Regions from separate parts of the Homo sapiens genome. Here region 1 is linked to region 2. A link is a loop called in an ENCODE intact Hi-C map of the cell type or tissue named here. Cell type or tissue: PC-3. All regions are shown on one strand. Links, peaks and the distances in the headings refer to the core of each region. The heading gives the core; the rest is flanking DNA. Region 1 overlaps SDK1 (sidekick cell adhesion molecule 1). Region 2 overlaps SDK1 (sidekick cell adhesion molecule 1).

Region 1 (16,156 bases), core at 4,380-12,379, 59 kb before region 2:
AATTTTGTAAACTAAAATCCAGTGGTTAATTTGAAAAGTAACATCAAGTAGAGTTTATTCTATGCTCAATATTAAGAATTATTGCTTAGTATTAAGAAATTTCCTATACGGATGTAGTGTGTTTTACAGTGGCGCTATGTCCTTATAAACTGATAAGCTGAAAATATTGTAAGTTGAAAATGCATACACCTAACCTACTGAACATCATAGCCTAGCCTACCCTACCTTAAACGTGCTCAGAGCACTTACATTAGCCTAGAAGGGCAGAATCACCTAACACGAATCCTGTCTTATAATCAAGTGTTGAAAGTCTCATATAATTTATTGAACACTAAGCGAAAGTGAAGAACAGAATGGTTGTATGGGTCCCATTGCAAAGTTGAAAAATTGCAAGTCAGGTTCTCTCTGTAATTCAAATTATGAACAAGTCAATGACAGAAAACCATATGGTCTCAATAGATGTTAGGGAGGTACTTGACAAAACTTAACATCTATCCCTTCTAAAAAGAAAATCCCTTAGTAAAAGGATTGAAAGGTGTTTTCCATCTTAACATAGTCAAAGGTGTGTTGCAAATTAATAGTCAACATCATTTATGACAGTGAAACCCTAGAAACATTTAAGCTTCCCAAATAAGGTTGTTGGCAACACCATTAAAAATGTTCTGTTCTTTTTTTTTTTGGATGTGCGATACTTTACTTGGCACTAAAAAGTAAATACTAAATGACAAGAGAAAGCAAAATTGTTATTTGAAGATATTATATGATTAGAAAAACAAAGGTCAACAGACAAATGGTTAGAAGCAATTTAATAAAAGTGCTTGTTCACAAATTCAGTGTACAAACTTCAGTAGCTTTTGTATATATTAACCATTTATAATCAACAACAAAGAAGACCTCATTCACAATCACAAGCCCAAAAACTTGAAATAAACTTGATAAGTACATGATTTATATGAAGAAAACCATAAAACTTTAAAGAGGATCTTTAAAAAGTTTGAAAACATGAAGTCATACTTTGTTTTAACATAAGAATAGCTAACTTTGTAAAATGCCATGTTTCTTTGCTCTGTAAATTAAATGTCATCTCAGTCCAAATTGTGGATTTTTCTTTTTTTTAACTTGACACTCTGATATCCACGGTAATTGGAGCAATGGAAGTCTTGGATTTGCTGCAGTGTGTTTTGCATAGTTGAAGGACTGGGGAATTGGGGGAGAGCTGAGTCTGGAATCAGGAACCCACTGTTGCCTAAAGTGGCTCACTCCTTATGAGCAATACCACCCCACTTAACTGATCTGAAGTTTTCCACTTGGGATATGTTCCTTTTCTGGAAGACTTGTGACTTCTGCCCCCAAGCTGTGCACAGGAGGACTCACTGTCATCAGATGCTGTGGTTACACAAAATATTTTTTTCTACAATTGATTTTCTTCACATAAATCGTGTACTTGTCAAGTCTTTGGAGGTTGGGTTGCCTTACTGTAGTGTCATAGCCAGTCACAGACCTGGCAGCAGTGCATTGTAACTCTGAAAGCCCTTCAGTGGCTGCCACCAGAAGGTCTCTCTCCTGCATACTCCTTTGGCCACTATACAGGTCTTCCAATTTAACCTACACTATATTTTTACTGGCCTTTTTTCCAGTGCTTTGAATAAGGTACGTTTTTCCCCACCCCAGAACCTTTACATATTCTGTTCCCTCTGCCTAGACCAATTTCTAACCATGCTCTGCTCCTCCAGTCCCCACTACACACACCCACACCCCCACACCCCCGGTCAACTCTAATTCACCTTTCAGGTCTCAGATTCAGTAATATTTCTTCAAAGAGACTTTTTAAAATTTTTCAGAATTGATTAGGTCCCCTTGTTATGCCCATTATTTCAGATTGTATGCTTTTTTTCCCACAGCACTTAGGTGTAATCATGTATTTTATGCAGTTTCTTTATAGTCTGTCACTCCCATTGAAGGACACAGACTGTGTCTCTTTAGTTCACTATCGTATATCTAACACCTGTAATTGTATGTGCCACATAGTAGACATTCGTTAAATATTTTTTAGTGAATTAATGTGCAGTGATTTTAAGCAAGTATTAGTTGAATAACGTTTTACATGTTTAATGATGCTGCATACGCATTTTCCGATAGTGTCTACCACGGTTTATCACAGAGGCCAGTGTGGGCTCTCACATGTAATAAAGCTAATCTGAAGTTAATTTGCAAAAAAAAAAAAAAATTGTGCATTGTGAGAAAATTTTAGAAAACAAACACTAGTGGAGACTTGCCTTTACATGTCACAAACTTATGCTAAAGCTGTAATTGTTAAATCAGTATAATACTGACCCAGGACTAGACAGAAAATGAAATAAAGTCTAGAAGTAAGCCCAAGTACATATGGGGGTTTAGTGTGTGTTCAATGTATTTCATTTTAAAGTAGTGTAAAATAGATGGTTGGTTATCAGCCTGCAAGTTGGCTCCCAGTGATCATTGCCTTGTAGTATTCTTATCCGTGTATAGACTCTCCTTACATGTGTAGGGCTGACCTGTGTAACCAGTAGGATAGAATGAAGAGGATAGTGTGTGACTTCCAAGGGTAAATCATACAAGACATTGTAACCTCTGTCTTGTGCTCCCTTGCATCATTTGCTCTTGGGGGAGCTGGCTACCTTTCGTGAGGACACTCAAGCAACTCTGTGGAGAAGTCCTTGTGGAGAGGAACTGAGGCCTTGGTCAACCGCCACCATCAACTTGCCTGCCATGTGGGTGAGCCATCTGGGAAGTGGATCCTCCAGCCCCAGGGAAGCCTTCAGATGACGGCAGCTCTGGGAGGCATCTTGCCTGCAACCTCATGTGGATACAGCTAAACCAGAGCCACAGAACTAAGCTGCTCCTGAATTTCTGACTCACAGAAATGGTGTGAGAAAATGCTGATTGCTGTTTTAAGCCATGAAGTTTTGGGGTAATTCATATACAGCAATAAGTAACTGATCAGATGGATTATTCAGTCAGTGGTGTGGGGATAGCCAGCTAGAATTGGGGAAAAAATAAGTTGGATTCTTACTGAATTCTGCATCAAGAAAATTCCAGATGTGCTGGGCATGGTAGCTTATGCCTGCAATCCTAGTGCTTTGGGAGGCTGAGGTAGGAGGATTGCTTGGGCCCAGGAGTTTGAGGCTGCAGTGAGCCATGATCATGCCTCTGCACTCCAGCCCGGGTGACAGAGTGAGACCCTGCCTTGGGGGAAAAAAAGAAAATCTCAGATGGATCAAATATTTAAATGTAAAAATGGAACCGTTAATTTATTATAAGCCTGAAAAATTTTAAACTTTTGGGGTGGAGAAGGATTTCCTAACTATGAATATGCAATCCCCAAGCCATAAATTAAAATAACAAACCTTATAAACAGGGTGAAAGATAAACCACCAATTAGGAAGATTTGAGCAACCTGTATTACAAAAGGCAGTGTCTCGGAGAACTCTTAAAAATCAGTAAGAAGACTCTATAAATGGGATGGCTGAGGACACGAACAGGCAATTCACAAAGTAGAAATAAATGTATGAACAGATATTAGCCAAGAAATATAATTTAGAACAATGAGAGGTCACATTGTATTTACCAGATTCACAGAGGTGAAAAAGACCGACAAGGTTAAAGAGATTCCTTGATTGGCAGGAAGATTATACGGTGTGGGTGGGGACACAGATTTGTCTGACTTTTCTGGAGGGCAGTCTAGTAACATGTCTCAAAATGCAAATACCAAATGAGTGCACATTGATTCAGCTATTGTGTAAATTTATGCTAAGGTAATCGGACACACACAGAAAGATGTGTATACTGTTAAAAAAAAATCCCGAATTTCAAAAATGTCAAATTTTCTTCCTTTTTCTTTTCTTTCTTTTTTTCCTCTATTTCCCCTTCTATTGTCTCTCTTTCCAGTTCCTCTTGGACTTTCCTGGATCTGTCTCCACTTCTCAACATTGTACTCATACCTTTTAAATCTTGGTTTCTTCTCAATATTAGTAATTTCTTTAATTTTAACTTCCTTGTTGCCAACTCTCTATTCTGAAATCGATTCTAACATTCAGCCCTGCTTCGAAAAGTTTATTTTGGCAATTACTTTTGCAAAACTAATTTCTGATAAATTTTTTCTTTTAGGATTCTGTTCTGTAGTGGGTGTATAGCTGTTCAATCTCTCTGAGGATATGAATTAGAGTTTTAAAAACTTGCCTTAGACACGTTGATTGTGGCTGTTTCTCCCAGGGTTTGTGGCTGTGTGTCTTCATCTTGCTCCTTCCCTCCCATGCTTTAAGATCTTCAAGTCCTGATGGTCCTCAGCTAAATATCCATGTTTAACGATAAAGGACTAGGTTAATTAATACTGCAGCTGCCGCAGGTTTTCTCTGTAGTTGTGTGGACATTCCAGCTGCCCCCTGCGCTAAATGGAGGATGGACTGCAGGCTCTGGAATGTGGTCAGGTTGCTTGGCAAGCTTCCCCGTGGGGTGCTGTTTGGGTGGGGAAAGCTGGGTTCCCCCCACACTGCTATCATAAGCAGTACTTGGTCAGGAGGTGCAGCAGTGTACCCTGTCAGGCAGAGCTGCTGCTTTTCATCCCACGACTCCCCGTCTCTGTGTCTGTTGTAACAGTTCTGAGTTCCCTTTGTTCTCTCTCAAGCCCTAATGTCCACACCTGAAGCTCTCCACAGAGAACTCATCCATGTTGGGTTCCTTTTTCACTGCCACACACAGGGCAGGGGGCTGTGTGTGGGGGTGCTTCCTAGCCACGCTGTTCCAAACTATATTTTTATTTTATCATTTATTTATTATATATTTATTTTTGGAGACAGAGTCTCACTCTGTTGCCCAGGCTGGAGTGCAGTGGCACGATCTCGGCTCACTGCAACCTCCGCCTCCTGGGCTCAAGCAATTCTCCTGCGTCAGCCTCCCGAGTAGCTGGGATTACAGGTGCACGCCACCATGCCCAGCTAATTTTTGTATTTTAGTAAAGATGGGGGTTTCACCATGTTGGCCAGGCTGGTCTTGAACTCCTGGGCTCAAGTGATCCGCCTGCCTCGGCTTCCCAAAGTGCTGGGATTACAGGCATGAACCACTGCGCCGGCCCCCAAACTCTATTTTTAAATCAACTTCTTGTTGAGCCACTCTTGCCTGTATTTGTTGGCTCTGAGCTTCTCTTGGATCCCTTGAGAACTGCTCTCAGTCATCTTTCGGGGGCTACAATTAACATTGTTCTGTCTTCCAAGAGTCCCTCATAGTTTTGGTCTCACATATTTTGTGTTTTCTAGGCATTCCATAAAATATATGGTCTGCTGATGGCACTGGTTTTTTGTCTTGCAGGATTCTTTAATTCTACTTAAAAACAAAAGTCCTTGTTAGTTCATAAGACCTTGGGTGGGACGGGAGGTAGACATTTGTGCTCAGATGACCTGTTCTTTTTTCTGTGGGTGTTATCACTTGCGTTTCTTCGAGCATATTCACTTTGACATTTTCTTCTGCTTACTGTATCAGCCATGTACCCAGGGGTCAGGAGTGTACACATACACATGAGGAAACCTTGAGGTCGGGCAGGGATTTGGATCCAGGCTGTGACTCCAAAGCCTGCCCTCTTAACCTCTCTGCTGTCTCTTCTGTTTGTGCAGTGGGGGGCCCTCTTTCATGCTGTTTGTTTACTTCAAAGGCTTGGTGTTTCTTGTATTTCTGTTCACATTTGTAGGTAAGGATCTGCAACTCAGCGTTGCGTGAAGGTTCTCACGCAGGAGCTCAGCTTCAGGTGACTTTGCAGGGGAAGGGCAGGGAGCATATAGCGGGGCAGGGTATTCACTCTGCTGCCCTGCTCGCTGGGGGGCCGGCGGGGTGGGCTTCTGCTCCACGGAGTTGGTCACTTTGTCGGCTCTGCTGTCTTCCTTGTTAGGACCTCTCATCGGAGAGTTGCATGCATGCTCACCGACCTCCCACCCCTTCCCCGGAGCAGACCCCTGAGTCAGACAGTTCAAACGAGGACTTGCTCAGCTCTTCCAGCTTCTCGTTAATTACTTGGCCAATTATCTATGGCCTGCTTCTCCTGGCCTGTGCTGCACTGATAATGGGATTATGCTGAGCTTCTGCTGAGGAAACTTTTCAACTGACATGGGTTCCTTCTATTTCTTTAGATTTGCCATCATTGGTCCCGTCACTTTTCTAGAAATTTAATCTGTTCCACAACTCTTTATTGTGCGGGGCAATGTGCTGGGCATTAGAAAATAATGGTGAAGAGAAGACCTGTCACGATGGAGCTTATGTATGGTCTTGTTGGGGAGACAGGCATTAAACAATTAATTTGCACACACGTAGTTCTTGTTCTGTGAGGAGAAGTTGCCCTGCGCTGAGGGGGCATATGAAAAGGCTAACTTACTGGGAGAGGGGTTGCCATGGAAGTCCACCTGGAGCACGTGTGACAATTGACCTGAGATTCCAAGGAAGAAAAGGAGTGACTCAGTGACCGGGAATGGGGATAAGAGTGTTCCAAGCTTTGGAAACAGGATGGGGAAAGACCTTTATTCGTAGATGGAGGGGAACGGGGTCTGCCAGCATCACTCCTCAAGGACATTTACTATTGCTGTGGTTCATTTTCATTCTGTATTTTTCTTCTGTTTAATGGGATTTGGGAGGAAGAAAAAGATGAACTTGGTTTTGATCCAAGTAACCTCAGAGAATAATGACGTGGGAGCATTTTACAATGCAAACAATAAATGGAAAAGCATGAATTTATGTACTGTATGTGAAATATATAGACACATACATACATATAGGCTGAACATCCCAAATCCGAAATTTGCAATGTTCCAAAATCCAAAACTTCTTGAGCCACCTACATGATGCTCAAACTGAGTGCTCATTGGAGCATTTCAGATTTCGTATTTTTCTATTTGGGATGCTCAGCTAGTTGATATGAGGCAGATATTCCCAAATCTGAAAAAGATTCAAAACCTAATCCAAAAATCCAAAGGCTCTCTGGTCCTGAACCTTTCAGATAAGGGATTTTCAACCTGTATTTAATATTGGGAAGCAATATACCAATACCAAAAACGTTGTCTGTGAGAGGTGAGATGACAAATGATTTTTATTACCTTTTTAAAACTCCTAATTTGAATTTCAACTTTTCTATGACTGTGGATTGTTTTTATAATCAGAAAAAAAGTTCCTAAAATGATGTTTATCTTATGGTTTGGCTTATGTAAATGCAGAGTTTGTCACTAGGTCAATATCCGCAACATTATAAAGATGTTACTGTGTACTTACTGGAAATGGCCTGTGATTGGTGACAAAGCTGACTTACACAAAGGAGAACATTATCCTTAGGAATTCTTGCTAGTATCTCATAATGTAATTGTTTTAACGTTGTTAAATGGTTCACAGTGATCAGAGACTTAAAATCTTTGTCTCCTACACAGCGTTTTAAGAGTTACAGAAAAGCTATCATTTTGAGCTACCTTGAGACTGAAGTGTCTGCAGAATAGCACTTACATATTCAGGCTGACAATATGTGTTTGAGGAATTGGCGGTTCAGTTTGGCCAACTTTGGTGTTGTAACACTTGAGATTGTATTAAGCTGCAAGTAACAAATTCAGATGAACAGTTGCTTAACCAAGTAACTTAAAGGCACAAGCTTTAAGCTTTTAACGTTTTCAAGTTCAGGTCATGTAGGGGAGCTATGTCATTAAGGAGACTGACTCTTTCTGTCTTCTTGATTTACTGTAGAGTACGGCTTTTGACCTCATCATAACAGAGTGGCTGCTGCCCCTCTAGAAACTCCATCTGTGATTCAGGCGAAAGGGAAGGGCCTGCTAGTTGGCTTGTCCTTTTTATTTTTTATCAGAAAAATAGTAGCTTTCAAAGAAACCACCCCCATTAGACTTCCGTTTATATTTCAGTGACCAGAACTGTGAGAAAGCCGTCTTTAGCTGCAAGGAAACCTGAGAAATCAAGCTTTTGTGGTTATGTTTTTCAAACTGGAGCACATTGCTGTTCAAAACAAAATCAGAGTTCTGTTAATAAATAAGGAGAGAATGGATATTGGTAGGCAACTTGCTGTGTCAGCTGCAGGAGTTATGTGCTTAGAGGTGGTAATTGAAGTCAAGAGTGTGATTAACATTACTCAGGGGGAGTATACAGAGTAAGAAGAGAATCCATGAAGGGACTGAAAGGAAGTTTAGTGTTGAAGAGACTGGCAGAAGAATAGGTATTCTCAAAGGGAACCAAGAACGAGGGGCAAGTGGGAGGAGGTGGTCACCTGGAGGGTGTGGACCAGTGGTACACAGGTTAGGAGAGGGGGAAGGGCAGAGTTTACATTGCCCGTATGCTGGCGAGTGAAGTCCACTAGGAACTGAGACATGAACTTGAGGCTTAGCAAAAGAGAGCGACTTAGAGAAAGAGCACCCGCACTGGTGACTGTGGGCTGCATGGTGAAGGGGGGCAAAGCAGTGACAGCGGGAGTGAGCCCCTCTCAAAAACTGATGCCAACTACGCAGGACAGAGAGGGGGCGGGGAAGGGGGAGTGACCTGAGGGAGACTGGGGCTCAAGAAAAGCCTTTTTGTGTTGGTTGTTTTAAAGGCTGGCGATACTGTAGCATGCTTAGTTCTAAGGAGAGGAAGGGCCATTAAAGACGTTTGAGAAGGATCCTAGAAGGATTGTATTTTCCAACGGAGGTGGAAGGGGTTGAGATCCACAGCCCAGGGGATATGCTTTGAAGGAAGGAGAAAAGCACCTCTCCTTCCCTAAAAGAAGGCAGGAAAGGTGTGTGGACAGAAATTCTAGAGAGCATGAAATGCGGGTAATTGGGCTGCAATAAGAATCCAGTCATGGTTAGAGAACCTGAATTTAATTAAGGTCAGTGTATGTCTGTAGAGTGCCATTATCTTACATAGAAATTATTTTTGAAAATTTTAGTTGACATTTTTGAATGATACCTACTAGTACTACAGATAATAGAAGCATAAATATGCACAAAAGCAGTTAAAACTTAACCGTTCGTCTTAAAGTAATTTATAACTAATACTTATTGATGCCCTACTCTGTCTCAGTCAAAAAGCTAAACACCTTCCCTATGCACAAGAAAAACCTATGCAGTAGGCGTTACTAGTTGTCCTCATTTTATTTTTATTTTTTATTTTTTTTCAAACTTAAACATTTTTTTTTGTGTAGAGACAGGGTCTACCTTTGTTTCCCAGGCTGGTCTCCAACTCCTGGGCTCAAGTGATCCTCCCGCCTCTGCCTCCCAAAGTGCTGGGATTACAGGCATGAACCATAGCACCCACCCTTTATCCCCATTTTAAAGATGACAAAACCTAGGCTCAAAGAACTTAACATGTTCTAGATCACGTGGCTAGTAAGTGGTGACACCAGAATTTGAACCACGTATCTGACTCCAGAGTGGTGGTGCCAGCTGCTGTTCTGTGGATTGAGCCATATGAAATTGACTATTTAGCAAGAGAAATATAAAACATCGGCATTTTTATATGTCTCTACCTAATACACTTCCTCACCTCAATCATTGCCAAGGTCAGTGGACTGCTTACTTGGTGCCAGGCATTGCCCTAAGTGTTTTGATTGCCATAATCTGTTGTAATATTTTGAAATATTTGCAGTCTTAATTGTCCTGATTTAAAAAATCATGTTTTTGAATATGATAATATACTTTAAATGAGTATGTTTGATTAGCGATGTTGCTTTTTCCTATGTTGGCAAAATTATATTTTGAGGAAACGATTAGAAATATTGGCAAAACATAGAGAAAAATCATTACACATCTAGTGTCTCACAACATGAATAGTTTTTTGGGGCATTTTTCACAACATCTGATTCATTGAGTGGTAGTCCCCCAAGAGATACCTGTGAATTGGTTTTTAATTCAGTAGATTTCTGTTTTATTGTATATTTGTTGACTTGTGATCAACATATATTCTCTTCTATTTTTGAAGCTTATTTTGGGTAAAAAGAAAGATTACCTTTCTATCTTCTCACTTTATCCCCAACTTATGAATACCATAGGTATCAACCAGTGATATTACTAGCAAATCACCCACTCTCCCACTTTACTAATAAAATGTTGTCTTGAATTCTTGCATTTCCGCTAAAAAAAATCCCATTCAAAATTATGAATTTAGAAATGGGATGAAAGCTGAGTGCAGTGGCTCAGGCCTATAATCCTGGCAATTTGAAAGGCTGAGGTGGGGGGATCAATTGAGCCAAGAATGTGAGACCAGCCTGGGCAATAGTGAGACCCTGTCACTACCAAAACATAACAAAAATTAGCCTGGTGTGGTGGCATGTGCCTGTGGTTCCAGCTACTAGGGAGACTGAGATGGAAGGATCACTTGAGCCCCAGAGGTTAAGATTGCAGTGAATTATGATTGTGCCACTGCACTCCAGCCTGGGTGACAGCGAGACCCTGTTTCTATTAAAAAAACACATGGGGTGATTTCCCTCTCCCCAGTTTGGAAGTCTTCAATAAAAGGATAAAAAGATGTGAAGCGGTTTTAGCCATCTCTTTTTGGCCTCCATGTAATCAGATTTTGTGCTTATTTGAGACACTTAAAAAGTATCTGGCTAATTGTGCTCTCTGTTTTGAGGACCTGATCTTAAACTGGATGGTCTTGATATTTTCGTGTAACTTTTAGTTCAGGTACAAGAATTCTTTAAAGAGGCATGGACAATTAATTACACGACTGAGAAAAATAATTTCCCCCAAGTTAATTGCACAAATTACTGTAGCCCTAAAAGGTTAATGATTATCAAACATCTTTGATGCATAGAGCCTATTAAATGCCAGTATCATTTGAATAATTTAACTAGAGTAGTCCTTTCACAAATGGGTCTCATCCAAAGGACAACAGTAAATAGTGCCTTTAAAAATATTTTCTCTTTAGAGAAACGTGTTCAAACCCTTCAGCTGGAGTCAATCTTATGGGTCACAACACATTCTTACATTTCAGAATATAAGACATTAAAACATTTTATATTTTAAATGATTTAGATCATTTATTATCCTTATAGAACTACTGAGGTTTTACTTGAAGCTTGTAAGTTAAATTTTTGTATTTTATACAGAGTTAGCTTAGGCCGTGATTAGGTAGAAATAATGGGCAGTTATCACTGTATTTATTTGAAATGAAACTTCTTTTACAGCTATTCATGGAAGAAAACTTTAATATTGTATTAAAGCTTTTATTTTATCTTTAAATGCCAACTTTATTATGTATTTCTTAAAATTGATCTTCCAGTATTTTTTATGTATACTTTTTAGTGCTTTATAGTTATTAGCAGGTTCCACAGTAGTAACTGAAATATACTCTGATTTTCATTTTTATTTTATAAAACTTTGATTTTTAATAACATATGCTGAAGGACACTCTGAAGAGTACTAATTTTTTTCAGGGATGCTTTTCCAAAAAGGATTCTGTGGTTCAATAAACTTGGGAAAGACTGCGTCCTATATGCTTTTAGAAGAGTCACAGTGTATACTCACATACTGAAGGATTTGAGAAATGCTAGAGCAAATAAATCTAACGTTGTCTAACCCAGTGTTTCCCAAGCTTGTCTGAAGACAGACATTTCCACTCTTGTTTTACATCATACCCTCGAACATCGAAGGACTTCGCTGATTTGTGTTCTACACAACCGTCTTGAGATACGCTGTTAGATTAGCTGTAGCTTCCCTTGCCACATCGCGAATTTCCAGCATTCAAATGCAGCAGGCATGTTTATCTGCTGCACTTACACCTACGTGTACATATGTATATAAATATACCAGTATACATCAATATGTACATTTGAAGCGTATATGCACACTTACATAGGTACACACATATATGTATGCTTGTATTTTTATTTTACTTACTGCAGTACCCGTAGTATATAGCAGATAGTGAAATCAGAAAATAATTGTTGAGTAAATGGATGAGAGAGTTTCACCAGTCTGTGGCATACGCCCTGCTGCCTTCTTCAGGATGCAGAAAACCCTGTCCCCTGGCTTAAAGTGTGACATTCTGGAGAAAGTAGATGTGCTCTCTCTAGAGACACCTGAAACATCAAACACAAACAGTTTGTCAGTACTGTTTCAATATTAAGTCTGTCAGAGGGAAAAGACCCTGAATTTTGGGTCAGGAGACCTGGGTTCAGGTATGGATTCTACCACTTTCCACTCACGTCATCTTAGGCAAGTTATGGGCTTTTTCTGAGCCTCAGTTTTTCTCCTCTATGAATTGATAATACCTTGTAAGACTGTTGAAATATCTATAGAAGACATCAAAAACTTATTTTTAACCAATTGGAAGGTACGCTGTGAATGTATTATCCTGATACAGGTGAAAGCTTTATTAAAAAACAAATGTAACTTAACATTTCCATTTCATATATATAGGGGAAGAAAATTCCCATTTTTTGGTGAAGATACTAATTTTCATAAGTAATGAACATAAAAAAATATATTTTTTTACTGTTAGCAGACAATAATTTTTTTTCTACTGTTTAAAAACTTCCATCCTTTTTTTCTAATAAAAAAACTCCAGAATCTTCCTGGATTAGCCTCAGACCCATCGCACCTGCTGGTCTCTCTGCCTGGAATCTTCTTTAAAACAAGGTGACTTGCCATTTCTTTCCATCTTATTTCAGCTCTCAGTCAACCTCTCACTTCCCTGCCCACCAAAATACAGCCCCCGTATGTATCTCTTTATCCCTTTACCTACTTTATTTTCCTTTATAATTCTTATCAGACATTTTATTGCACATATCATTAGTGAGGTGAGATGGAGATCATATTTTGTGGCGATTAGTAAGGGATTGTAATATCTCTCAATAACAAAATTGCTTTAGACCAAATTTTTGTTTGCTTATATGATTTTTACACCCATTATTTCAGCACTTTAATGACTCTGTCAGATGTATAGGTTAGTTAGTAGTCATACTTCTGTAAAATTCTCTAGTAGAATCAAAATACATGTGCTCTCCCTTTCCTCTGCATGGATTTTTTTTTTCCACATGAGGGAAGCTGTGGTAAATAATGTTATAGATTTTCACTCGTTAGTAATATTACTCAAATAAACGATGGGAAAATGTTTCTCTTGACAGGATTGAGTAGGTAGACATAGGAATTCATGGAACCACTTATGTTAAAATTGATAACTTTAAAAAAAATTGGATAGCAGAAATAAGACTTGTTTTATGTATTAGCATCCAGCCAAATTATCATAACTGATTGTGTAGTGTAAGGTTAGTGATACAAAGATGTGCAAGATTTGGTTTTATACTTTATCTATTAGAAGTTTGGGTTTGGTGATACTTTTAATACCATGCAGATTGCAGTTTTAGCTATCATGAATTTCTGAATATTTTATGTAAAACAAAGATGTTGCCTTTAAAAGAGTTAAAGTTGAAGTTTTTTAGGCTAGAATGTGATTTAGCTTTATATAGCTTTTTGTCAGACTCTTGGAATCATTTCAAAACACACTCATATTTTGTTTAGAGTTAACAGAGCTGTCTAGAAGTAATTTCTAGTTTCTCCTAGGCTACTCATGATGTTTGAATTATTTTCCGTATTCTCTGCTGAGAGATTCTTGTGGAAGTAGACTTTCTGAGCTTCTATAAACATTTTCCTTCTGGAACTATGCCCAGTCCACCTGTTCACCATTTACAGGGAAATGCTGCTTTCCTAATGAAAATCAAGCCCAGATTTTCCAGTTCAGCTTCTGTAGGTAGGGAGTGCAGCTGTACTGGGCAGCCTCCAGTGAGTCCCGGGGACTTGACTTCTTGCAGGTTTTCTGCTGATGGCAGCTGCTATCACCATGTTTATCTTTTGGGGGACTGGATGCTGCTCCTTCTTCAACGTTTTGGCCCAAGAGTAGACAACATATGTCATAACTAACACAAGGCTGTCATGTTTAAAGACATCTTTACTGAATGCTGCAGAGGAATAAAGAGAGGAAAACCCAGAGAGCTCCATGAATCATGAATTCAGGCATTCTAACTTTAGAGCTATGGCACATTCATCTTCAGTTAGTTGAGATGGTTGCTTGCATGTAAGTGGCTTTTCACATTTCAAAAATGGTTTCCCAAGTGAGCATATGTTTACTCTTGGCTGACACGCCTCTGAACCAGCCCCAAGTTGGTGTGCATGGTGCTAGGGCATGATTTCAGGCCCGACTCATACCCCCAAGCTAGACACCTTTGTGCAGAGTACATCTATATGTGTACTAGGGATTGCCTACTGAGGTTTTTCCTAGTTCTCCCTTTACCTTCAGAAGGCATAGAGCACCTTTAATAGCCCTCCTGCCTTGGCCCTCATCCTCCCTCCCCACCAACCCCTGAATTCCTTTAGAGATTCCTCATCTCCTCAAAGTCCAGAGGTGGGCTGTCTTCTCCCACCTCCTTGTAGGAGCTCACCCTGATGAAGGTTATTTCATTTCTGAAGCTCTGTCTCCTTTTTGGCAACTGGCACCAGCAAGGATCAGATCCTTCTAAAACTGTCTCCTGTTTATAACAGAATCTGACACTTCCAACATCATGTAAGAGCTGCATATGCCAATCACAGTGGAGTTTTTAATCCTGTACCCAGGTCTGTTGTGAGGATAAATGGTAATTCCCATTGCATTTTTGTGTGTGATAAAGTATATTGCTTAAGAGAGTTCTGGGGATGTATAGTGGTGATGATTACACAACGATGTGAATGTATGTAGTATCACTGAACTGTACATTTAATGTTTAAGGTGGTAATCTTTTGTTACCTGTCTATTACCACAATAAAAATGGAAAAATATATTGCTTAATAAAATAATACTTGATAAAGTCCATGCAGTGTTTACTACATGTCAGTACCATTTTGAACATTGTACACGTTGCGGTTTACTTAATCCTCACAACAACCCTGTTAAGTAGCTAATATTATAATCCTTATTTGACACATGAGAAAAATGTGCTACATAGAAGTTACATAATTTGCTATTAAGTGAGAGAACGAGATTCAAACCAAAGTTGTTTAGCTCCATAGCTCATGCTGTCAACCACTATGTTAATACAAATCTGCATTGTCCTAATTTTATTCTATATTTATGTTCAGATAGAAGGCACTCTGGGAATCTGGAGACTGGGGTTCTCAGTTCTGGCTCTGTGACTGCACCACATTTGTGACTGTGACCAGAGTAGCTTCTCTAGTCTTCAGTTATTTTAGTTATAAAATGAGATGGGATAAGGTTCACTGTTAAATTTCTATTTATAAATGCTGTGGATGTGTATATATTTTTATGTATGTAAAGTTCTGAGGTTGAATAAGCCTTATTTTCTCTGTGGTCTAAACCATACCTATGGAATCTCATCTGTCAAACGCTATGTGATTGAAGATTAAAAAAAAAATCTCATCTGTCAAACGCTATGTGATTGAAGATTAAAAAAAAAAAAGGAAAATTTTATTTGAAGAGACTGGGTCTCATTTTGTTGCCCAGACTTGAGTGCAGTGGCAAGATCATAGCTCATTGTATTCTCAAACTCCTAGGCTCAAGCGATCCCCCCATCTTAGCTTCCCAAAGAATTGTTATTAAATCTCATTTAGAAAAGTTGAATTTCTCAAATATTAACTTTGATGATATAATACTCACCACATAAGTAGTAGTTGTGTGTACTTTCTAGTTTGAAACGTATAAGCTGTTTCGTGCATTAGTGGAGATGAGATATTAAAAATTATTCCTTGACATTTTTAAGAGTTGATAAAGGGAGAATTTTATAAAGTATGATATATGTAACTATATTATATTATGGGATGCAATTTTAAATGAGATTTCTGTCACACTAAGTCAACGTGTGTTTATCGAGTACCTACTGTGTCAGGCACATGCTTGATGCTAGAGTATACAGATGATAAAGAGAAGGTGGCCTGCCCAAATGGAGTTTACATTCCAGTGGGAAAGCTGGTAATCAACAAGTAAACAAATGAGAGAATACAATTAATAGCAGCCGTGATACCTGCTGGAAAGGAAATAGCATTATCCTGTGATACAGAATCACTGATGGGGTCAACTTTTTGGTAGCGTAGTTTGGAAAGGCCTCTCAGGAAATGACATTTTAAGTAAAAGCTGACAGAAGGACCACAAGGAATGAGTGGTGGGAGGAATAAGGGCAGATGTA
Region 2 (16,156 bases), core at 5,112-13,111:
TTTTTTTTAAAGCAAATTCATTTTACTTAGCCAGAATCCTAATAGCCTGCTGATTTTTGTAGATGATTACTCTGAAAACATATGCATTGGTGTGGTCTATGAGTAAGGCTCTGCCTTTTAAGTCACATTCTTTGCTGCTTCATTGCAATGAAAAATACCAAAGGTGAATACCAAATCAATTTTTTTTAGTATTGTACTTGTAAAGACAGTCCATGAAGTGGTGAGTGGGAGAATCAAACTTTTGTGGTAATCTTTTATTGTAATCTACTTTCAGCTCAGAGAAGCAGCATAGCCTGGTGGACTAAGGGAGGATGGGGAGTTTGGAGCTCTGAGATATGAACTGTTTTGCAATGACTAGTTTTGTGACCTTGAGAAAGGACCTTAACCTCTGTCTATGTCTTCATATGTAAAATGGGATCTACCTGATAGAAACATAGGTGCATTCATATGTGAGCAAACTGAATAATTAGATCTCACATAAATCAGGAGTGATTTTTTTTTTAAATGGCTGAAGCCTGCGGTTTATAAAAAGATTCTCCCTAGAATTCCTTTAAGACCTAACCTTTTCTCAGGGGTGTTTAAACTGTGATTAACAAATGTTAAATTATACATCCCAGTTTACAAAATATACCCGTTGAATAGAGTGAGACTAACATGACTTTTTGTCTCATAAAATTATGACAATAACTCAGTCAGTCTGTGTGAAATACTTTGTAAACAGAGCTTTGCAGGCTGCAGTAAAAAAAAAAAAATATATATATGTATTTTATATTTAAAAAATATATATTTTTATATATATATATATCCCCATACCTGAAGATTTTGGGGTGAACTTTTTCCAGGTTAAGAATGACATTAGTGCCAACTGTGCTGTATTTTGGCTATCGTGATGACATTAGTATCATCAAATTGGTCGTGGCATTGGGACACTGGCAGCATGTCATCCTGCCCCAGTCAAGAATGACTGTAGGCAGTTTCAGTTTATCTGTTGCTACTAGAATTTTGATGTAGCAGTGTCAAAAGGTTGATTTGTACTATGGCAATCTTATTCCTAGATGTGAATTCTCCAGGGGGCAAAATATCCTAAAAGCTAACATGTAAACAAGCTCAAAGGATTAATGTAGTAGGAAGAAATAGTAGTTTGTTATATATTCATGTTGAATTTAGGTAACTATTTTAGTTATTTAAAAGATTACTACCGAAGGGAAGAAACATATTTTGCTAGGTTTCGCATAGAAAAACCTGTGTCTGGCTCAAGGTAATACTTGAATTTTAATAGGAACCTAGGTTTGCTGTCTTCCCAGTGTAGACTGTAGCCTGCACTGTCATAGAAGAGTGTTGATTGATCCGGTTGTGAAATAGATGGATACCCACATTTAAGTTGCTTTTGAAAGAGTCAGTTTCCCTCCACAAATATGGCAACAAAATTCTTTTATAATCCACAAATAGAATTTTTCTTCATCTGAAAGAGATTTCTCCTAAACCAGCCTGAAAAATTGCTTTTCTAGGAAGAATTTCATGGCTGAGCCTCATTCTTGTACAGATTCATAGCATGTTATTACTAACTTGTAAATATTCACTTACAGAAGAGAGTGACTAGAATCTTTGAATTCTTTTATATTGGTGTTGAGGTTTCTATCCAAGTTACGCAGTTTTTCATTCATTTTAGAGGAAGATTTTCTCAAACAAGGATTCTTCGTGGTTGCAAAACCTATCCCCAGAGATTCCAGTCAACATAATTCAAGTTGACCAGTGGATTCTAAGTGTGACAGTACGGTGTTTAGCAAGTCCAAGTGAAACCAGATGGAGGTCAGAGAATATGCCTGGCTTCGTCCACATTATCTAGTTATCTGCCTCAACCCTCTAGTTTCAACCAGCTTCAAGTGAATGTTAAACCAGACTGCTGTAATCTACACATGCTTTCACACTTCAAAAGGTGTGTGTTAGTTGATATTTGGTTTAGTCATTTCGTCTCTTGAGAGGAGGGGTTGAAGTTTTTATTTCCAGTAGTATTTTATTTTATTTTATTGGATGAAGTTGTTTTTATTTCTTTTCTCCAGAAGAGGTAAGGAAGGTTCCTGGATTATTGTATTTGGTTGGTAAACTCTCCTCTTTTTCTCTTTCTGTGTCTGCATCTCCTCCTTTTTCTCTTTCCCTATTTCTTCTTCCTCTTCCTTAGGTTTATATGAAATAGAAACAATTTTCTAGCACAATGACTAAGTGAATTGCTACATTAAAGACTGGCTGGCCAAGAAATGGTTAATCTTTGTATGGCAGGCTTTAGGGACCAACATCAAATACAAACATGTTGGAAATCTTTTTGTCATTCCAGCTCAATTGATTCAGAAAAATTTTAAGAGCAATAGTCAGTGCTTGGAGGAAAAAAGAATACTATTGTAAATTTGAGACGTTCTCATCTTGAACATGGCTCTTGTAAATCACAAGCTTGACAACCTTACAGAGTACATACAAGCCGTGGTTGACTTCAGAAATATGTGTTTTAGACACAGTTTTACATGAAAGTCATGATATTGTAAATATAATGATTTATTAATAAGTTTAACTTTTGTTAGGATACTTTGCGCATAACTACCGCAATGCATTAAGAAGGAAGTGTTAAGAATTTTCATCCCACAGATCTGATGATTTAAAGTAGTGTTCCATTTGTGCAGTCAATAGAAGGAGGTGCAACAATGAAACAGAAACAAGGCAAAATCTATCCATATGGGCTCATCTTATGACCTGTTCTTGCTGGTAATTTTGGCGTATTTTGTGATGATTTTTTTTTCCTCTCTTTTTGAAGGCTCAGTAGCTGTACTACTCACTCTACCAGGCCAAAGAGTCAGCGTGATGGAGAGAAGATTAGGAAATCATGTTTTAAAATTCTTCTAATGCAGATGAATATGTCAACATGATTTTTCTTTCATCAGGAGCCTGTAAGAGAATTTCCACCTTGTTCGCCTTGGTTTTGGTATATGAGGTGGACTTTTTACTTAGGTGTCCTCCCTGTTGTTTTGAGGCTATGTGCCCTACGCCACTGTGGTTTACCCTGAGGAAGTTTGCGTAGCTCGCGTGCCAACCACTTCTCTTGGAGAAGACGGAGTGTCATAACTACAGCTAACATTTATTAAGGATCTTGCATGTTTTTCATTTTAATCCTCACAGCTCCTTAAGTATTATCTCCATTTTGTAGATGGGACATCTCTGGCTCAGGCTCAAAGATGTTAAGTAGCTCACCTAAGGTCATTTTGCCAGCTAAGTAACCAAGCTGGGGTTTCAGCCCAAGCCAACTTTACCGAGTGTGGATGGTTTTAACCAGTTCTCTCGATTTGCCTCCCTGTGAGGTGTGAGTTGTTGCCATCATTAACCCAGGCCTATCTGCTTTTGGGGTTCAGAGTTGGAACCATCTGCAGGGAGTGTAGATAGAATCATGGGGGGGGACAGAGCACACCCTAGTGGAGCCTGCCAAGACTCCTCATTGAGCCCAGAAAACTGAGATACAGGTTAGAATTGGCCATTTCATCGCAGTGTTTATTTCATGTTTTCTCATCTCACAGGTGAGTTTTCTAGAGGAAAGATGATGAAGTAAAATTTTACAACAATTTTTGAATACTTTTCCTAACTGTCAAATCTCCGTCTGGATCCCATTAATAAGATACAAAGTTATATCCCAAAAGTACCAAATTATGTAATTCTTTTTCTGATTAGTTCATTGCAACTTGTTCAGCTTCAAATAAATTAAAGATTTCTTAGTTATTGTGATTCTTAATAATTTTGCAAAAGTCTCTGTATTTTTTTTTTTGAAATCTTTTTCTCATTATTTATGGAAGATAGTGATTGGGAGAAAGCAAAATATTAGGCATTAAAACAGATTATACTGGAGAGATCTATTCCAGTGTGATCACCAAATCCACCTATTTTGATACTTGACTTATGAAGGGGACTGCCTTTTTTTTTTTTTTTTTTTTTTTTTTTGAGACGGAGTCTTGCTTTGTTGCCCAGGCTGGAGTGCAGTGACTTGATCTCAGCTCACTGCAACCTCTGCCTCCCGGGTTCAAGCAATTATCCTGCCTCAGGCTCCTGAGTAGCTGGGACTACAGGCACAGACAGTCACGCCCAGCTAATTATTATGATTATGATTATGATTATTATTATTATTATTTTGTATTTTAGTAGAGACGGGGTTTCACCGTGTTGTCCAGGCTGGTTTCGAACTCCTGAGCTCAGGCAATCCGCCCGCTTCGGCCTCCCAAAGTGCTGGGATTACAGGAGTGAGCCACTGCACTCTGTGGGGGCTTTTAAAGAGGAAGTGAAGGGTAACTCATCTCTATCCTACTTTACATGCCCCACCTAAGTCCAACTCCCACTGCCTGTCTTCTAAGGGACATCTTGTGGCTTGTTCTCTGCTCTGCTCGTATTCAGTCTCTACGTCCCTCATGCTTTCTCATGGATTTACAATGATTACTTACTCTCAAACTTATATTTCCAGCCCTAACCTCTCCAGTGATCATTTGTTAACAAGATTGTGTTAAAGGAAGCAACAAAGGTTCTTCTATTGGATGTAGTTGAAAAAGCAGAACTGTTGCTCTGGCCTAAACATTAACTTTGGAGAGGTTTAAATTCTGTTTAGAAGTTATAAATGAGCTTAATATCATGTGATTTGCATGATAAGTTATTTTAAAGAGTTTAAATCCATGATTGTTCAAAATAGGTTGTTTTATTTTCAATATAATATGGTTCTTAATTGTAACATTAATGAACACTGAAGACATTTTTAAGATTCATTTATGTAAAGTGATTTGATGAAGTAAGCTGACATTTGATGGACTTAGTGGAAGTTTAGACCCAATTTGCATTTCAGTGGTATTTTATGGCTGACTTTAGAAAACTTTTTAGATAGGATTTCTCGGTAAATTAAAGGATTTAGAGGGATGATTACGAAATAATTGATTAAAAAGTGTGCAATATTGGTTTTCATTGAACTTAAGCTTGTATGGGTTCAATTTAAAACCTAATTCAATACATTTTAGATTTTATATTTCCCTGAACCTCTTCTGCTGTATTAATTTTGTCATGCTTGTCATTCTAATCTAATGATGATTTAATGTTTGCAAACCTGAATAAATCTGTATGCAAGGAGTTTTGCTGTGTTTTTAATCAATGAAGATTGAAATTTGGCAACTGAGGTGATAAAAAATGAAAAATTTTAAATAGAAAATGAAAATAATGATTATACTTTAGAAAGTACTCTTATTAATGTTCTTGGCTATGAACCATGTAATATTTTTCTCTTATTTTTATCGTGTAATATTTTGAAGGTGACTGAACCTTAAAAGAAGTAATTGCCACTAAATCGTGAAGAATGTTTAAATTAGAACAGATTCTTTGTCCTCACTGTCTTCCCCTTTCCCTGAAATCTGTAGTCTAGAGTTGTGAATAAGAGCCAGAAGAATGTTAAACTGCCTTTTAAAAACTCGTCTACCCTCCCCAAGAACCTACATAGACAATAGAATGTTCTGTAATGAAAGTGTATCTTTACCTCATTATTTATTTATTTTATTGAGCAAAAAATGTAGAACATAGAATGTCTAACGGATTAGTCACAATAAAAAAAATTTCCTGGGTTATATATGTAAGGGGCAGCGGCTGCTCCTCTATCAGTCCAGGAGAGCCTGGTCTGATTTCACATTGCTTTTCTTTCCACATGATCTCATGACACTAAAAGACGATTAATACATCCTTTAAAAATCAATACGGGACATTTTACTGTAGTCCTTCACCTTTATTGTTCAGTACCCTTCAGGGGTGAAAGGAGATATTCCAATGCAAAAAATATGTCTGAAAACCTGAGTGGTAAGTAATAAAAGTTTTTTTTTCTCTTAAAAAGTCTTATAACATTGTTATTTCCCAGATTTGAGGGGTGGGCCTTGGGGTGGAATTAAAAAATCAGTGTAATCATTTGTAAGGACAAAATGCGAGTTTCTATAAAGAATGTTTTAGCATAATGTCACTAATGTTTTGCAGTGTGTAGAGAGCAAACTTTAAAAAAAGATGTGAAAATTTACAAACCAGTAATCCTCTATTTCATGTGCCAGCAGTCAAAATTACGTGTGATCGGCTGGGTGCAGTGGCTCACACTTGTAATCTCAGAGCTTTGGGAAGCTGAGGTGGGAAGATTGCTTGAGGTCAGGAGTTTGAGATCAGCCTGGGCAACAGCAAGACCCCTTCTCTACAAAAAATAAAGTTAGCTGGATGTGATGGTGCGCGCCTGTAGTCCCACCTATTTCAGGGGGCAGGGCTAGGAGTTTCAGGTTTCAGTGAGCTGTGATCGTGCCACTGCACTCCAGCCTGGGTGACAGAGTCGGATCCTGTCTCTGCCAAAAAATTAATAATACTAAAAAAATTAGATATGATTAAGGATACCAAAAAATTATTCAGATACCTTAGTGGAAGCTTTGGCTGAATAGAAGTTCCATCTTTTGTAGTACTGAAACCAAGTGAAGGGATTACGTAGTTGACATCTCTGAAAGAGAGAACGCAGTGGTAATGAGAATACTCCCCCTACGTTTGTGTATGAGCCTTGGCAGTTTCTTTTACACTCTCTCATTTAATCCTCTAAGACCTGAGACATTGTTGGGGCAAGTGGAATTATTCTGCATTTTATAGATGAAGAAATGGACTTGGAATAATTAAGTTATTTACAGCTAACCCGCACCCCAGATCTCTTGACCTAGCCCCCTGCATCCTGCCTTTGCCCCAGAGTGCTTTTAATGTTCTGCATTGCATGGTCTTTTTGTTCATTTTATTTTATGTATCATAGTTAATACTAAACTGAACGTTTGCTGCTAAGACCTATATTATTTTATATTCCCAATGAATATGACTTCTGCATAAAAACATTTAACTAGGGTAATCATTTTATAGTATGTGCCTGTTGTCTCTGCTATATCTATCACCTTCATGTGAAGACAGAGAAAATAGAATATGCTGTGTATTCGAAATAATTTCTTCTTTACAATGATGTATTCTAGATTCTAACATTTACATATGAGAGAAGCTTCATAAATGTTACGTTTTCTGTGGCCGCTATTTCTGTCTTATCTGTGCTGTCTACACAGTGAGGACAGCTGCAGAGACACTGCCAGTCTCATGAAGTGTCCATTGTGAAGGCCCATGTGTCAGTGCTGCTGATGGCATGCAGGAGTTGGTCAGTAGGATGGTTAAGAACATGGGCTCTGGAGTGGACGGTGTCTGGCTTCAATCTGGGGCTGTCACTTAGTTGGTGTGGGACCTCTCATCTCTATTGCCAACCCAAGTTTTTGATTCTTTCTTTCCTCAGTAAACTCTTAATCTTTCTGTCCTTGGAATCTTCTCCTTTCACTTCAAACAACTCATCTGTCTTTATCCTGAAAAGTTTATACTTTACTAAGTTCCATCATTGGCAGCAACCCTGTTTTCTTCCCCTTTGTATTAATATTTTTTTTTTTTTTTTTTTTGAGATGGAGTTTCACTCTTGTTGCCCAGGCTGGAGTGCAGTGGTGCGATCTTGGCTCACTGCAACCTCTGCCTCCTGGGTTGAAGTGATTCTCCTGCCTCAGCCTCCCGAGTAGTTGGGATTACTGTTGCCTGCTACCACGCCCAGCTCACTTTTGTATTTTTAGTAGAGATGGGGTTTTACCACGTTGGCCAGGCTGGTCTCAAACTCCTGACCTCTCGTGATCAGCCTGCCTCAGCCTCCCAAAGTGCTGGGATTACAGGTGTGAATCACCATGCCCGGCCCCCCTTTCTATTAATTATCCAACATCTCAAATGTGCAGTTCATCACATTTTTGGGGTGGTGGTTAGACACAATATAGTTAACCTATTTAGATAAATAAACTCTTTTATTTCCCCTGAGTGAACATTTCATCTAAAACGTGTGTCGCTTTCTTGCTTAAAAACCAATAAAGCTAATGTTTCTCAAGTCATCATATATGAGTAGCATGCAAGCTCCGGATGCAGCTGTTCCTCTAGAGACTACTGTTGCGCTCCTTACAAGCCTCTAGAGCACTAGTGAAGAGTAATGTTAGATTGTTTCGGGTTTGGTCAACCTTTCCTAAGACTCAGTGGACAGCAATCAGTTAATGTGCCAAGAAGCATAAGCTAAATCCAGATTGCAACATACTACTCATTCTGAATCTGTAAGGGAATGCCTCTGTGAGTCACTGTTGTGGGAATGTCCTGGGATGGCATAGTTAATACTTTCTAATGGGATTTAAAAAGTCAGTACATTTCTCTTTTTGAATTTGTTTCTTAATGATCTGATGCACTTTTGGATAAGATACAGCTTGCTTTATAGAACAGAAAAAACATTGTCATTTATACATGATTTAGCTTTATGATCATGATTTAAAGCCACCAGCTTTGTGGGAGGAAGATAGTGAGAATGGCCATGACAGCTTTAACTACACCCTTGAAGACCTCCTTGCTTACTAGAGGGCACTGTGCTGTCCTCAGATGCCCTGAGGCAGGTCAGATTGGGATAATAATTACATTAACTCCCAAACTACCCTGTGCTGGACTTTTTTTTTAAGTTATAGCTCTATGGAGATATAATTGAAATATAGTAAATGGGAAATATTTAAGATATATAATTTGATATGCTTTGACATATTCACAGTAGTCCCCTCTCACCTGCATATTCATTTTTTTGTAGTTTCAGTCACCTGTGGTCCGAAAACATTAAATGGAAATCCGGAAGTAAATAATTCATCAGTTTTAAATTGTGCACCGTCCTGAGTAGTGTGATGGAATCTCGCACCATCCCTTGTGCCCTGTAAAATGAAGGTGTATTCCAGAGAACAAAGGAAGGATGGAGCTTTTATAGAGCATCTTTCTGCCCAGGTTTGCATTCAGGTATATTTTTTCAAATGAAGGAGTCCACCTTGCTTAGTTCAGGTTGCTCAGTGCAAGTGATTTCTGATTGGTTGGTGCAGGCTATACAGTCTGTTGGTTCAGGTGGCCTGAACAGGAATGGTAAGCTGCGAAGGTTCGGAGTTAAACAGATGTGTAGGTTTTCTGGAAACTTGGGGTACATGTGTGACCATTAGACTCAGTTAGCCCCTCAGGATTCATCTTGAGGGATTTGCTCTTTGAGGTTCACAGTGATCAGATCAACTGTTGCAGTATCTCAGTGCTTGTGTTCAAGTAACCCTTATTTTAATTAATAATGACCACAAAGTATAGGAGTAGTGTTGTTGGCAATTAGGATGTGCCAGAGAGAAGATAGAAAGTGCTTCCTTTAAATGAAAAGGTGAACGTTCTTGACTTAAGAAGGAAAGAGAAAAATATGCTGAGGTTGCTAAGATTAAGAACAAATCTATCCATGAAATTGTGAAACAGGACAAGTAAATTTATGCTGGTCTTGCTGTTGCACCTCAAACTGCAAAAGTTATGGCCACAATGTGTATTAAGTGCTTAGTTAAGGTGGAAAGGTAAATTTGTGAGTGGAAGATACGAACCAAAAAGATGTTCCAATTGACAGCAATGTGTTGTGCCAGAATCATTCAGCCTATATGACGACTTGAGCAAGGGATCCCTTGAAATGAGTTACACCAAGTGAGGGATAGTTACACAGATTCAAGAATACAGATAATCAGTAGTAGCCTAATGCTGCGTCACAATGCATACGTCTTTCACCCTACTTCATCTCATTACATAGGCATTGTACCATGTCACATCATTACAAGAAGAAAGGTGAGTATAGTACAGTGAAATATTTTGAGACAGCCCATGTTCACATAACTATTATTACAGTATGTTATAATTCTATTTTATTACTAGTTATTGTTAATATTTTATTTTATGATTTATAAATTAAACTGTATCATAGGTAAATATGAATAGGAAAAAACAGTATATATAGGGTTCAGTACTATCTGGTTTCAGGCATTGACTGGGGCCTTTGAATGTATCTCTTGCAGATAAGGAGGACTCTTGTACATCATGACATGTGTGGATCCAAAATCTCAAAAAAACAAAAAACAAACAAAAAAAAACCAAAATCTCTTTTTGTGTGTGTACATGAATTGTTCCAGCACCATTTGTTGAAAAGGCTTCCCTTCCTTCACTGAATTGCCTATTCACTTTCTTGGAAATCACTTGTCCATGTATGTGTGGATCTATTTTTGGACTCTGTTTTGTTCCGTTGATACATTTGTGTCTCTTTGCAACCACTCTATTTTGATTGCTGTCACTTCATCATAATTCCTGAAGTCAGGTATCATTAGCCTCCCAACTTTGTTTTCCTTTTTAGAAACAGCTTGTTAGTTTCTACCAAAAGATATCCTGAGATTTTGACTGGGATTGCATTGGATCTTGTAAATCAATTTGGGTAGAATAGACATCTTAACAACATCGAGTCATTTCTGAGTCTCTCACATGTAAAACCATTATCTGCGTTTAAAATGTAAACCACTCAGTGTCACCGATCATAAACCAAAAGTGATACTTAGGGTACCTTGAAATTACATTAAGCAGAACACTGGGAATTGGTCTTTTTGCTTGATTTGCCTGAGTGATTCTCCACAAAATCCCCACTTAATATGATAGGTATGAATACGGGATGCCTTATCCAGAGCAGCTCTCCACAAGCATCCTCACGCCACAGATGCCAGTTGACCGTTACGTGTACTCACCTAGCCTGCTGGTACCTGCCAGATGGTGGGCATTTTGGGTGAGATTATGATAGATTTAAGCCAGAGGTTCAGGAATATCCACATTCTCCAAAAAAGAAGATTAAGCCATTATTATTGGGAGCAGCCTAATTCTAGTTATGAAGGAAAGAGATCAGGGTGCCATATGTACTTAGATAGCCATGTCTTTTATAGCACATAGCCTTTCATGTTAAAGCTCCGCATTTTTCTAAAGGAGTATTGATTATAGTAAGGAAGCCAAGGTTCAACTCGTGTATGTGTCAGGTAGCTGGATCATTCATTACCACCATAGGTGACACCCATGTTGATCAGTTACATAAAGACCACAAATGGAATGGTAACTGGGTCATTGCAAATTAACCCTTTCTGAAAGACAGTTCAGGACATATTTATCCTTGAGAGTGAGCCTACACTATCCTCCTAAGACCTCTCTTTTAAGTGGAGAATATACATTTTGGAAACAAGGTTGTATTGTGGTTGAGGGCATGAAGTCAACCTGCCTGAGTTCAAATCACCACTCTGCCCTTTTCTAACTTTTCAAATTTAGGGATTCACTTAGTTTCTCTAAGCCTATTTTCTTTGAGAATATGGAAAATTATTATAGTAACATGGGGAAATTAAAAGTGAGTAATTGTACAAGTTTAGTGCACTTGATATGTTTTGTTTTTAGCATATTTTCTCCATTTTTCCTTTTTCCTTTTGTGTGTTCTTGTTGCCAGTGACTACCTGTGAAATGTAAACTGTTGAGTGAACTGCTTTTGCTTTACTTTCTGTGAATTACTTGTTCTACTCACTGTGTTCTGTCTCTTCCATTCCCTCCGAACACTTTTGATCTTTTCGTTTTGCCCCAGTCTTCTTTCATTTAAAAACTAATTTCTCCCAAGAAGCCTGCTCTATAAAGGATGTGTAGATTAGATGAGGTGTGGGAAGCATGTTTACTTATAAAGCAACACAATACCCTATCCATATCCAGCCTGTAAAAATAAAAATCTAAGTGCTTTTTTTTTTTTTCCCTCCCAAGTAAAGAGAAAAGTTTCAGGGTTATATCCTTAACATGTAATTAAGAGAGTTCAAGATATTTTATGTTCTATATAGCAATGCAGAGAATATTTAATAAGCATTAACAAAAAAACTTAACCTTGTGGTAGATAGCATTGTACTAATTAACAGTTTATTTTATTTAGCTACAAGAACTATGTCAGCATGAGAGCTAACACTACTTATGTTTGACAATTTTAGAATAGGAATAAGGTAAAAATACTCAACAGAGATAATGGTAGCTTGCAAACCGTTTATGTCAAATATATTAAAATTTGGAATAGTTGAAGACTAGAATCCAAATTCAAGAGTAATTAACCAAAATAGTTGACAGATGTCAGCCATGCTAATAAAATTTGTATACCCTGAATATTTTCCAGCTTGTAATTAACTGCACAGATGATGTGATCTGATTTTGTCACTAACTGCTTATTAATGAAGGAGATGATGACTAGTTACAAAATCCATAGTGCTAGCTGAATTCCAAGTTTAAATGTTTCTCATACAGCCGGCATTAATTGGAGCCACACTAGCCTCCATGCTGGTTTGATTTGTGCTTACTTTCTTCATTTGTAATTGCGAAGGGGAAACTGAATTTGTTAAATTCAGCTCTGAGTGACCTTGAAGATAGTAAATCTGTTTTTATTTGGTGGTCAGCAGCGTAATGGCTTTTATTTTTAGATTCTTTCTTATAAATGTATTGTCATCAGGCTAGTGATATCACCATTGGAAGTTGTATAATAAAGTGCAAACTGATTATTTCAAGTTCAGCTAAACCACAGCAGAACATGATGTCAATATGACTGAAGATGTGAACACAGAGTGCTATTAACAAATGGTTTAATAACAAAAGAGCATTATTTATTTCTATCATATACATAGCACGGAAGCCTGAGAAGAAGCAAAAGGATTCAAGAGAGGCGGTTGTGCAGCCTTCCTGCCTGCGCCAGCTCTCTCCCAGACTCCTATACTGCTCTTCCTTCTTTACCTTACGTTGCTGTTTCCCTTTTTACTTCTTTCCCTGGAAAGGGCGGGTTTAATTCTGTCCTTATTTATAAGACAGAGATGTTTGCTACCTCCTGAGCCCAAGTCTGCCAGCTGTTGGCCTTCTTCTTTGGGTGGTCTCCCTGGCAGTGTGGTCTTACAGTATTTATGTCTGCCTGCTAGCTGGTTTTGCCTGTTGGACATCTCCACTTGGATGTCTACCAGACATCCCCAACTTCCATGTTCTTAGTGTCACTTTAATTTTCCTTTCCCCAAATTATTTTCTCTACCGTAGTCTCTTCTTTCTTATTTTTGTATTTCTGTGTTTAGGAGTGCTTAATGAATATTTATTGAGTCAATGGGTGATTTCATGATACAATTATAGTAGCAGGTAGTACTAAAAAGAGGAACTATTTTCTCCTTATTTAAGAACTTTTTATAAGAGAACTCTAGTTTTTCAAAATTCTGTTTAAAATGGGCCACCCAGAACTGGACACACTCTTCTGTTGTTCGTTAGTGTTCGCCTTAGATGGCCCCACCTCTCTGTCCCCTCTCTCTAGCTATGTATATTTCTTTTCAACAGTCAGTTGTTAGATTGCTGTCCTTGATTGGTTTTCTGTTTTCAGTAGGCCAGTCCCCAGCTAAATTGGGTGACCAACTTGGCTAATGTCCAGTTTTATCTAAAGTGATGTTCCCTGTTTGCACAGATGACTTTTTAAAATCTCCTGCAAATGTGATCCCCTTTAGAGCCCTACCTGCATGGTTTGAATAGCCTCAGTAGCCAATTTCACAAACAAAAATGTAAGGTCTATGTGATGTAGAGTAATAAGATAAGAAACTATTTCCTACTTACAAACTACTTTGAAAAATTTTGAAAGATGAGTTTAAAATGTTTAAAACATTGGTAATACCAGCAGAGTCAGTAGGCATATTTGTAGGATACTTAGTATAAATTTTGGTGTATTTATTTTCTTAAAATAAATCACAGTGAAATCATATTATTGTATCTTATAAAATGCCTTACTCTGTTGAAAAGGCAGATTTATATTAAAAACCTACTAGCTGCATTTATATTAAAATTGTTCACCTTATTAACAGGTCAAACAATATATTCTTTTAAGAATTCACATTTTAACACTTGGGTTTCAGCTGATAAAACTTATATGCATTTGGGTATAATCTTAGATACCTACAAAACAGCACCAAGACAAAAATGGGCTCAATAATAATGAGAGAGCAAGTATTTTAAAGAAAACAGAATTTACTGACTTTTACCATGGTTAGGTTAAGTTAGGTTAAACTGTGGAAGGAAATTGTGCTGTCTCTCCCCTAAAAAGTTTAAGAGCAAATTATCATCTTGAATGGTTTAGTTATTCACATGACTGAAGTTAGGAACCATTCCTTTTAACTTTTTATTTTGAAATAATTATAGATGTGTAAGGACTTGCAAAGATAGTACAGAGAGCTCTTTGTGCTCCTCACCTGGTTGCTCCTAATGGATATTGCTTATATAATTTAGTACACATCAAAATCAGAAAACTGACATTGGTACAATGTATATGTGTGGTTCTATGTCATTTTATGAACCTTCCTTGAACTCTTCTTACCCCACACTGTTTATAACTGTCTTACATATTTCTTCTACACACATTAAGAATCACATTAGACAATATTATTTTTGTTTCAGCCATCAAACATAATTTAGAAAACTCAAGAGAAGACAGTCTATTGTGTTTACCCATATTTTTGCTTATGTTTTTTCTTCCTTCCTTTCCTTCCTGATGTTCTAATATTCTCTTATCACTTTTGTTTTTTTCAACTTTCTTTACATATTCTTGAGGGTCGGTCTACTGGAGACAAATTCTCTTTATTATTTCAACTGAGAATGTCTTAATTTTTATCTTCATTTGCCAAGGATAATTTTGCTGGATATAGAATTTGCAGTTGACAGCTCTTTTCTTTCAGCCCTTGAAAAATGTTCTATTGCTCCCTTCTGGTCCTCTTTAGTTTCTAATGAGAAATTCTGTCATTTGAGTTGGTTTCCCTGTTAGGTAAGATCTCATTTCTTTCTCAAGACATGCTAATAATCATAAGATTGGTTATTGTAATTCAAGCAGCTACTATGTGCTTGGCATGGTGTATGCTGTCTGTAACCTTGAAACCCTCTATTATCTCTATTTTGTGGATAAAGAATCTGAAACTCATGCAAGTACATTAACTTAGCTAAGGTCACACAATTTAGAAATGTTTGAGTTAAGGTATGAACCAAGGCTTGTGTGCATCTAAAATTTTTGCACTTTATCATACAATTGCGGAAAGTTGGAGACAATCTTATAGTTGATAAGTTTTCTACCAGCATCTTACAGCAAAAATTACAATTTTTCTGCCAGTCCTTTCTTTGACTTTGAGTAGAATCTTAAAAAGACACTGTGTAAGAGCCACGAAACTTCCTTGCAGAAGCTGTATCATGCTAAATGTTTTGGATCAATTCAACTCAATTTAATAAGTCTCTGCTTTTAATTTCATTTTCTCACCGTGCATTATAAAATAGCATTTGTAGAATAAGTTAATAATAATTTTAAGCAATACCTATTTTCAAACAAGACAAAATTATTATTCTATTTGAATTCAATCCCTAACAAATAACTAGTATCAAATCAGTGGTACTGCAAAGAATAGTTAATATCCAGGGTATTGTTTTAGCTGCAAGTGTTTGTGGATTACTGAACAGTCAAGTGGGTTTGCTTTGAGATTATTGCTTTCCCATGTGTTTATTCTCTTCACAGTCTTTTTCAGTTGTTGCCTGGTTCATCTTTTTAGACATCATGTAATTGGTAGAACAACAGTCAAGAAAAAGGTTGAAAAAAAATACAGATGAGTTCTCTGGAGATACGATGAAGCAATCTGAGTGAATCATGATGTGCAGTGGGCTTTAGGTTTCTATTTTTGTGCAAGGGACCGATTATAGAGCTCTGAACTTGAAATCTTATTAAAATCTCTGAAGATGCAGTAGAATACATCTCATTTAAGAAGTGTTCTCTAAGAGATTTATAATTCAGTATTGTTTATATATGTCTTAGTATATTAGATATTATTCATTAACCTATATTAGAGGAGACAATATTTTACTTAATATTTTCTTAAGTTACAAAAGTAAAATAACTTAATAGTAACAATTGGAATGATTAACATATTGTGAAGCGAAACTTATCTTTACCCTAGCTGATTGTGTACCATCTCTTCTCAAATAATGTGATATTAATCTCCAACTGATGTTAACATTGTAGGGTGTATCTCTTCATACTCTTCCCCATGCTCAAACAAGTACACACACACACTCACTTACTCTTCACATGTGTTGGACTTCAATAATAATAAATGTATGCTTCATAAATTGGACCATTCGCTAAGTTGCCCCCCACCCCATTCTTCTAGGACAG

What was found. Peaks named below come from ENCODE experiments on the same cell type or tissue, not always from the same donor. Only the 100,000 strongest peaks of a DNase experiment are listed, where the experiment ranks them.
Region 1: a loop joins it to region 2, with 7 times the contacts of the local background. A loop is called at or near these places in 3 of 110 quality-filtered maps.

The regions. Positions count from the first base shown.
Region 1 is chr7:3,372,969-3,389,124 of GRCh38, forward strand. The region is part of intron 1 of SDK1 (sidekick cell adhesion molecule 1); the gene reads left to right. Among named protein-coding and RNA genes, the nearest start is that of SDK1-AS1, 29 kb to the left of the region's middle. In PC-3, for the core only: no CTCF peak of the experiment used is centred there; no DNase peak of the experiment used is centred there; H3K27ac peaks cover 991 bases.
Region 2 is chr7:3,431,374-3,447,529 of GRCh38, forward strand. All of the region lies in intron 1 of SDK1 (sidekick cell adhesion molecule 1), which reads left to right. LOC124901577 (a long non-coding RNA gene) reads left to right here. Exons shown (of 2, transcript XR_007060196.1): 1 at 1-2,936; 2 at 8,696-16,156. Among named protein-coding and RNA genes, the nearest start is that of SDK1-AS1, 87 kb to the left of the region's middle. In PC-3, for the core only: no CTCF peak of the experiment used is centred there; DNase peaks (open chromatin) are centred at 5,528 and 8,128; H3K4me3 peaks cover 1,838 bases; H3K27ac peaks cover 1,503 bases.